Linked DNA regions of Homo sapiens: region 1 is linked to region 2. A link is a contact called in ENCODE Hi-C data. All regions are on one chromosome and are shown on one strand. The core of a region is the stretch at or near the end of the contact, and the rest is flanking DNA. Distances in the headings are between cores, read along the strand shown.

Region 1 (3,441 bases), core at 925-3,424, 680 kb after region 2:
TATACATTATTAGAAATGGAATTCTTTGATATCATTATAATGACTTACTGGTATTCCATTTTTAGTACCATAATTTCTTCAAATACTCTTTAGTTATTTAACATTCATTTAGTTTTCAGCTCTGTTATACTAGAACAAATTATATAATAAAAGTTATTTTAGCTAAATATTTGCACATATATCTTATTATTTCTTTAGAATATATTTCTAGAGGTAAAAATTTTTAGTTTATAGGTTTGAACAACTTCAGGGTCTTTAAAAATCACTGTACCCTAGGTTAGGAATATCTGTTGCTAAAGCTTAGAAATATCTTAGGTTTTTTTGTGCCTCCCATTCTGAATAGGCCCCAGGCATAAAAACTGCATTGGACTTCACAGAACCGAAACTGGTTATTCATATAAGGGATTGCTTCTCCAATTGGAGACAGAGATGGTGACACATTGTGACTGTAGCCAGTTATTTTCCCTTTCCTAAAGACGTATTAAAAAAAAGTATTGGAACCAACCCAAATGCCCATCAATGACAGACTGGATAAAGAAAACATGGCACATATACACCATGGAATACTATGCAATAAAAAAGGATGAGTTCATGTCCTTTGCAGGGGCATGGATGAAGCTGGAAACCATCATTCTCAGAAAATTAACACAAGAACAGGAAACCAAACACCACACGTTCTCACTCATAAGTGGGAATTGAACAATTACAACACATGGACACAGGGAGGGGAACATCACACACCAGGGCCTGTCAAGAGGTGGGGAGATAGGGGAGGGATAGCATTAGGAGAAATACCTAATGTAGATGATGGGTTGATGGGTGCAGCAAACCACCATGGCACGTGTATACCTAGGTAACAAATCTGCACATTCTGCACATGTACCCCAAAACTTAAAGTATAAAAAAAAAGAAAAAAAGACAAAAGTATACTCCCAGATTTTTGAGAAGATATAAAGAAAGACAACATATAATAAATGTTTGCAGCAAGATATAAACATATCAATAAAGGGTCAATAGTGGTAAGCTGAATTGTAGTGGTTGTGTGAGTGTCAGAAAGTTAGTGTTTTCCCTCTATCTCTCTTCCTCTCTCTCTCTCCCCTACTTCTAAAAACAGCCTGCCCGTCCTCTTCAGTGTTTTCTTTCTTACTCACTGCTGCCGTGCTACTCTCAGTTGGAATGATTTTCTCATCCTTGTCCTTTTGGTAAATATCTACCCACTCATCTTTTTAAACATCTCCTCTTTTATGAAGCCTTTTCTGCATCTACAGGTAGAACTGACCCTGCCATCCCCTGCATTCTTTACAAACTTCTAGAAAATTTAGCTTTACTTTTTCTCTGACTCCCATTTTTACATCGGGTGCTCCTTGATGACAAAGAGATTAACTGTAACTTCGGGATAGATGACCAGTGTTTGTTGAGTGAATGAATAAAGGGATCAGGGTTGGATCTGCTCAAAAGTGCTAGAGTAATAGAGCAAAACAGAGCAGGTAACACATCCCTTAACACTCGGTATCTCAACTGACTTTCACAAAAGCTCTATTAAATGAGCAGGTGATTGTGGAGTGAAAGAATTAAACAAATTTTCAAGAGTTTTAGTGGCTTTCCCACTAAAGCCTGGGTGACTGGGAAAGTTTGGGCTGGGAATGTTGGGCTTTTCAAGCGTGTTCGAAGCTCCCTAATTGGTACTAAATTTCAGGCATTCAGACCCTCTAGGAAAGAGTTCTTTCTAGCTCACAACATTAGGGGAGGAGTTAGACACATAAATGGAGAAAGTGATAGAAGAGACATGGTCAGGGATGGGGGTTCTACCCTTCCAGAGACAATGCACATTTTCTTTGAAACAGCTTCGGGAAAACTGCAAATCTCAATGATATTTACCAATTTTGAGAATCTATTAAGTGCCTGGCACTCTGTGTAGAAGCCCTCCAATCGTACCCTAAATCTGAGAAGTATTTATTATTATTTCCATTTTTACTCCCTAATGCATCTACTCTAAGCTCCTTGCTTCACCCTACCAAAGTTTCCCTTCTGCTAGTGCTCTCCTTTGGTGCAGAACCACCGCATCCACTTTCTCAGGCCCAGGGGAGGGGCGGGGCGGGGCGATTTCGCCTTGCCGCAGAGCCAGTCTGCGCCTGCGCGGACTGCGGCAGAGGGCGGGGTGTGAGAAGCAGAGTACAGTGAGACTAGCATTCACTGCTGGCCAGTGCCTGCCTTTTTCACCACCTCTAATTTCAGCTTCAGCAGTTGCTTGGAACTTTGGTTCTGGCAGCAGCAGCAACATCATTACCGCTAGCGGCAGTTTTGTGCCGAGGCACCTACACACCTCCCGTCCTCTCTGCCAGATCGCGGGCCTGTCGGTGTCTGCTCCTACACGCCAACGCCGGTGGGCAGGACCATGTCTCTGGTAAGCCAGAATTCGCGCCGCCGCCGCCGCCGCGTTGCAAAGGCTACTGCGCACAACAGCAGCTGGGGCGAAATGCAGGCCCCTAATGCCCCCGGTCTCCCCGCTGATGTGCCAGGCTCAGACGTCCCCCAGGGTCCCAGCGATTCCCAGATCCTCCAGGGCCTCTGCGCCTCTGAGGGCCCAAGCACCTCCGTTCTGCCCACCTCCGCTGAGGGCCCAAGCACCTTTGTGCCGCCCACCATCTCTGAGGCCTCAAGCGCCTCCGGGCAGCCCACCATCTCTGAGGGACCTGGCACCTCCGTGCTGCCCACCCCCAGTGAGGGCCTAAGCACCTCCGGGCCTCCCACCATCTCTAAGGGGCTGTGCACCTCTGTGACGCTTGCCGCCTCTGAGGGCCGGAACACCTCCAGGCCGCCCACTTCCTCTGAGGAACCTAGCACCTCCGTGCCGCCCACCGCCTCTGAGGTACCGAGCACCTCCCTGCCGCCCACCCCTGGTGAGGGAACGAGCACCTCCGTGCCGCCCACAGCCTATGAGGGACCAAGCACCTCCGTGGTGCCCACCCCTGATGAGGGACCAAGCACCTCCGTGCTGCCTACACCTGGTGAGGGACCAGGCACCTCCGTGCCGCTCGCCGCCACTGAGGGCCTGAGCACCTCCGTGCAGGCCACTCCTGATGAGGGACCGAGCACCTCCGTGCCGCCCACCGCCACTGAGGGCCTAAGCACCCCCGTGCCACCCACCCGTGATGAGGGACCGAGCACCTCCGTGCCGGCCACTCCTGGTGAGGGACCGAGCACCTCCGTGCTGCCCGCCGCCTCTGACGGACAAAGCATCTCCTTGGTGCCCACCCGCGGTAAGGGATCAAGCACCTCCGTGCCCCCCACCGCCACCGAGGGCCTGAGCACCTCCGTGCAGCCCACTGCTGGTGAGGGATCGAGCACCTCCGTGCCGCCCACCCCTGGTGGGGGACTGAGCACCTCCGTGCCGCCCACCGCCACTGAGGAGTTGAGCACCTCCGTGCCGCCCACTCCCGG
Region 2 (3,778 bases), core at 1,239-3,738:
GTCAGCATACTGCTTTATACACTGTAGAATTCTGTCATCAAGGAACTGACAATGCTGAACATTGTCTACAGTTTCTTTCTGCTCTTCGTTTTTGGGTGGATTACTTTCTCTTAAGTCCTCCTCCATTCTTTCTTGTGCTAATTTTTTTGCTTCTTTTTTTTGGATCTTTCTCTTCAATTTTTTGTCTTCTTTCAGTCTTAGTTTCTCTAGGCTAGAACATTTCTGTTTCAGAATAGGTCTTGGAGGAACCTTTTCTTTTATGACCTTGTGTTCAAATTCACATTTAACTTGACCACCACTGCTGAAGATGATAATCTTAGAAATGACACCTTCACAGTCAGGGGTAAGACATATTCCTTGTAGAAAATCCTTGTCAATTTTATCATTAAAGGTTGTGGTTTTTAACTTCTTCCAGCAATTCATGTGAAATTCTATTTTACAGTACTGGCAACAGCTGATGCGTATAAAACCCTTAAAGTCTGGATCAGTTATGTATATCTGGATCTTAGAATATCCACAGCACTTCTGATAGCAACAAATGGCATCTGGCACTGGAGGGAACTTGCATTCTTCAACAAATTTCTCTAACAGCATCTTTATTTTTTCTGGCTGAGACTCTTCAATAATCACATTACTTGTGGGCCAAGTTAACACTCCAGGAAGACGATAAATCAAGGTTCTTGCTTTCTCAAAGTGATTGAGAGCTTCTAGAAATCTGTTTTTTTTCAAATATACTTTTCCAATTCCACAGTAGGCCAAGCAATCAAGTCCCTCATTGTGGTAGTGTTCAATAATCCTCTTAAACTGGTTTTCAGCTTCAGATAGTTCTTCAGGCTGTCCTATTCCAAGGAGTGAAATGGCAAGTCCATAGACAACCAAGACATAGTTAATCATGGCCAGATTCAATTGCTTTATTTTTTGAGGATCTAAACCATTCAGCAACTCTGTAAAGGCATGTGCGGCACTGCGGCAACGCTGCTCCAATAAGGCTGTATAGCCATCTTGAATTAAGCTTCTCAGCATTGTCATTATATTAGCAAAATCCTGGTGTGCACCTCTGGAAGATTTAGAAAACTGTTTCTCCAAGATGTTCTTCAAATCTGCTGGTAAAGTCAATTGTGAACTAGAACTGAACTTTTCTGATTCATTGTTTCGAGATTTTTGTTTTCCTTTATGTTTCGGAGGCTGACTTGATGGTGGTGAAAATTCAGGATGACAGTCACAATCATCTACCATCAATGCCTCATCCATCACCTTTAGATTCTGATTACCACCGTTAGCCATTTCGTGATTAATTTTTCTGAAATCTCTTTCCTTCTCCACAAAGTTAAGTGAAGTACTAAATACAGGTGCTGATAAACTCCTAGGTGTGTAGGCCCTGTTTTCATAAAAGGCTTTAATTGGATTCTTATTTGCTGTTCGACCTTGTAGGTCTTCTATTTGTTTTTGTAACTTTACATGCTGCTGAATTAGATCCTTGATTCCCTCAGGGTCATTTTTACAGAGTTTTTGAGCTGTTATGTTTGCTTGCAGGGCCCAGTTATATTCCCCCAGCATAGAAAGAGCATCACAATAACGATAATGACCCTTTGGCCAAGTGTTCTTCAGAATAGTGGCTCTCTTTCCATCACCAAGTGCATTTCTAAACTGTCCAGTACGAAGAAAACAAAGAGCTCGGTTACCATAAAGAAGGTGGTTTTCAGGTCTATATTCAATGGCTCTGGTGTAATAGATAATAGCTATATCAAATCTTTCTTTGGAAAACTCTTCATTTCCTTTCATTTTCATTAGTTCTCCTTGCTCTATACAATCCATACAACTTTGGGTTTTAAGTTCTTCAAGCAAATTGCAGTCTTCCATTACAATTTTAGTTATGTGGTACTTGTATTCAGTAAAGAAAATACTTAACATAGGCCAACAATTGTCAATTGATCCTAATTTAGTTAGAATTGTTACATCGCCTGCATATTTTATCCAATTCAGAGCTTCTTCCATTGCCAAGATTTTATTTTCTATTTTATAACCAATTCTCAATAAGCCTCCAATAAGGAGTGAATCATTAGCAGCTTTCTTTGCCAAATCCACAATATCTTCCATCAACTCAAGATGTTGTAATCTCTTCAAATTTATCTCGGAAGCACGTGAATTGTTGGCGTCCACACAGGGATGCAATCGTGATATTACAGAACTGTTTTGATGTTGAAACAGAAGTGGCCAGAAGATGTTTATTTTAATGGCATCACAATAATCTTGCAGGACAGAAATTGGTTTACTACACCATATACTGCAGATGTCAAATTCTAAATTCCTCTCACTTTGGACATAATCTTTATATTGCTTACCCACCCCATCACAGTAAAGCTGAGTCACACGAACATAATCATCGGTCATAAATTCAGCAGCAAAGACACAATCGTCCACGTAAGGGCAATCTTCTAACAAGGCATAATCCGCCATAGTGAAATCTCCCTCAGCAAAATTGTCCGTGATGCACAAGTCACGCACACACGGAGGGGTGTGGAAGGCCCCGCTCCCCTGGCATCTCGGCTGCAGCGGGACCAGGTAACACATCCGGGAGCCCGGCCGCGCGCCGGGTGTGCACTCACCCGGGCCTGCCGCCCGCGAGCCTGGGACGCAGGCATCCGCCGCCGCCGCCGCCGCCACCGCCGCCGCCGCCGCGGCCGCCGCCGCAGCAGCCGCCGCTGCCGCCGCCGCCGCCGCTGCTGCCGCTGCCGCTTCCGCCGCCGCCGCCGCCACCTCCGGCCCTCTACGTCAGCGGACGGTGGGAGGGAGCGAGTGCTTTTAACTGTTTCGGTGTCAATACTGACCACAGTCATTATTTTCTCCGGCTGTACTTTAAAGTCTTAATGGTTGAAGCCATGTATCCTTTGCCCACAGACCAGAGGAAGGGGAACCAGGTTCTTTCAGGAAAGTGCATGGGGGATGCCTCTCTCTCATCATGTCCCCTGACTCCCAGGTGTAATCATAATCTCCTCATGGAAGTGCCAGGCACATAGAGAGTGCTCTTCCTGCTGCCTCCACTCCTGCTAGACAGAGCCCTGTCAAGGTCATCCTAAGGGCTGGGATCCACTAACAGCTTTGACCTTAAAGCAGAGTCTGATATTGGGGATGTCATTTCTTCACTCTGATGTACTAATTTTTTTTTTTATCTATACGCTGATGAGAGGCTGCTCAGACACCTGCAAATTAGCATCACACTCCCCTAGGTTCTCTAGCAAGATATTCTGGGAGGAAAACCTCTGAATCTTATTTCTACCTGTTGCTCAAGGAAGGGACTGTTTCCAAAGAAAATCACAGTCGTATACAGGGGAGCTTTTCTGTGTCCCTTTTTCTCCTTTGTTCCTTTTCCCCTCTCTCTCTTTTAATGGCACCCATTTCTTCCCATCACTTAGAATCACTGAGAATCTTTTTTTACCCTGGCTTATAAATTGTGTAGAATTCCTGTAAAGTATGGTGCTCCTTTGTCTGTTTCCATTGTCTCTGACCTAATTTTTGACTGACTGGCCATTTACCTGATCCACTTTAAAAGCCAGGAGAACTGTGTTCTCATTTCAGAAGAAACTGTGTTACCCTGGCCAGTTTTCTTCCCTTTTCTGGGATTCATTTCATCTGTAAAATGGGGGGCGGGGGTTGACCATCCTGGGTTCTATCTGGAGGTCGATGGGAGTCAGAGAGAGAGCTCTGACATGGTGATGCAGGGCCTTGAACTCCACTCACAGCTCTGCTGCTAACCTAGCATGTGATTTAGTTCTAGTCC

The links. Hi-C counts contacts between places; a loop is a spot of excess contacts on that map. Pooled maps may share reads with other maps.
Region 1: a loop to region 2 is called in a pooled map, with 9 times the contacts of the local background. The contact joins the promoter of MAGEE1 here to the enhancer-like site in region 2. A Hi-C loop is called at or near these places in 5 of 50 pooled maps.

What each region holds. Positions count from the first base shown.
Region 1 is chrX:76,425,536-76,428,976 of GRCh38, forward strand. MAGEE1 (MAGE family member E1) reads left to right here and starts at 2,175. Exons shown (of 1, transcript NM_020932.3): 1 at 2,175-3,441. The coding sequence starts at 2,396. RefSeq lists enhancers at 2,223-2,432, 2,903-3,032.
Region 2 is chrX:75,744,428-75,748,205 of GRCh38, forward strand. All of the region lies in intron 3 of LOC107985664 (a long non-coding RNA gene), which reads left to right. Among named protein-coding and RNA genes, the nearest start is that of MAGEE2, 39 kb to the right of the region's middle. Within about 2 kb of position 2,489, at least 3 of the 41 ENCODE cell types and tissues checked have a DNase peak (open chromatin) inside an H3K27ac peak, as active enhancers do.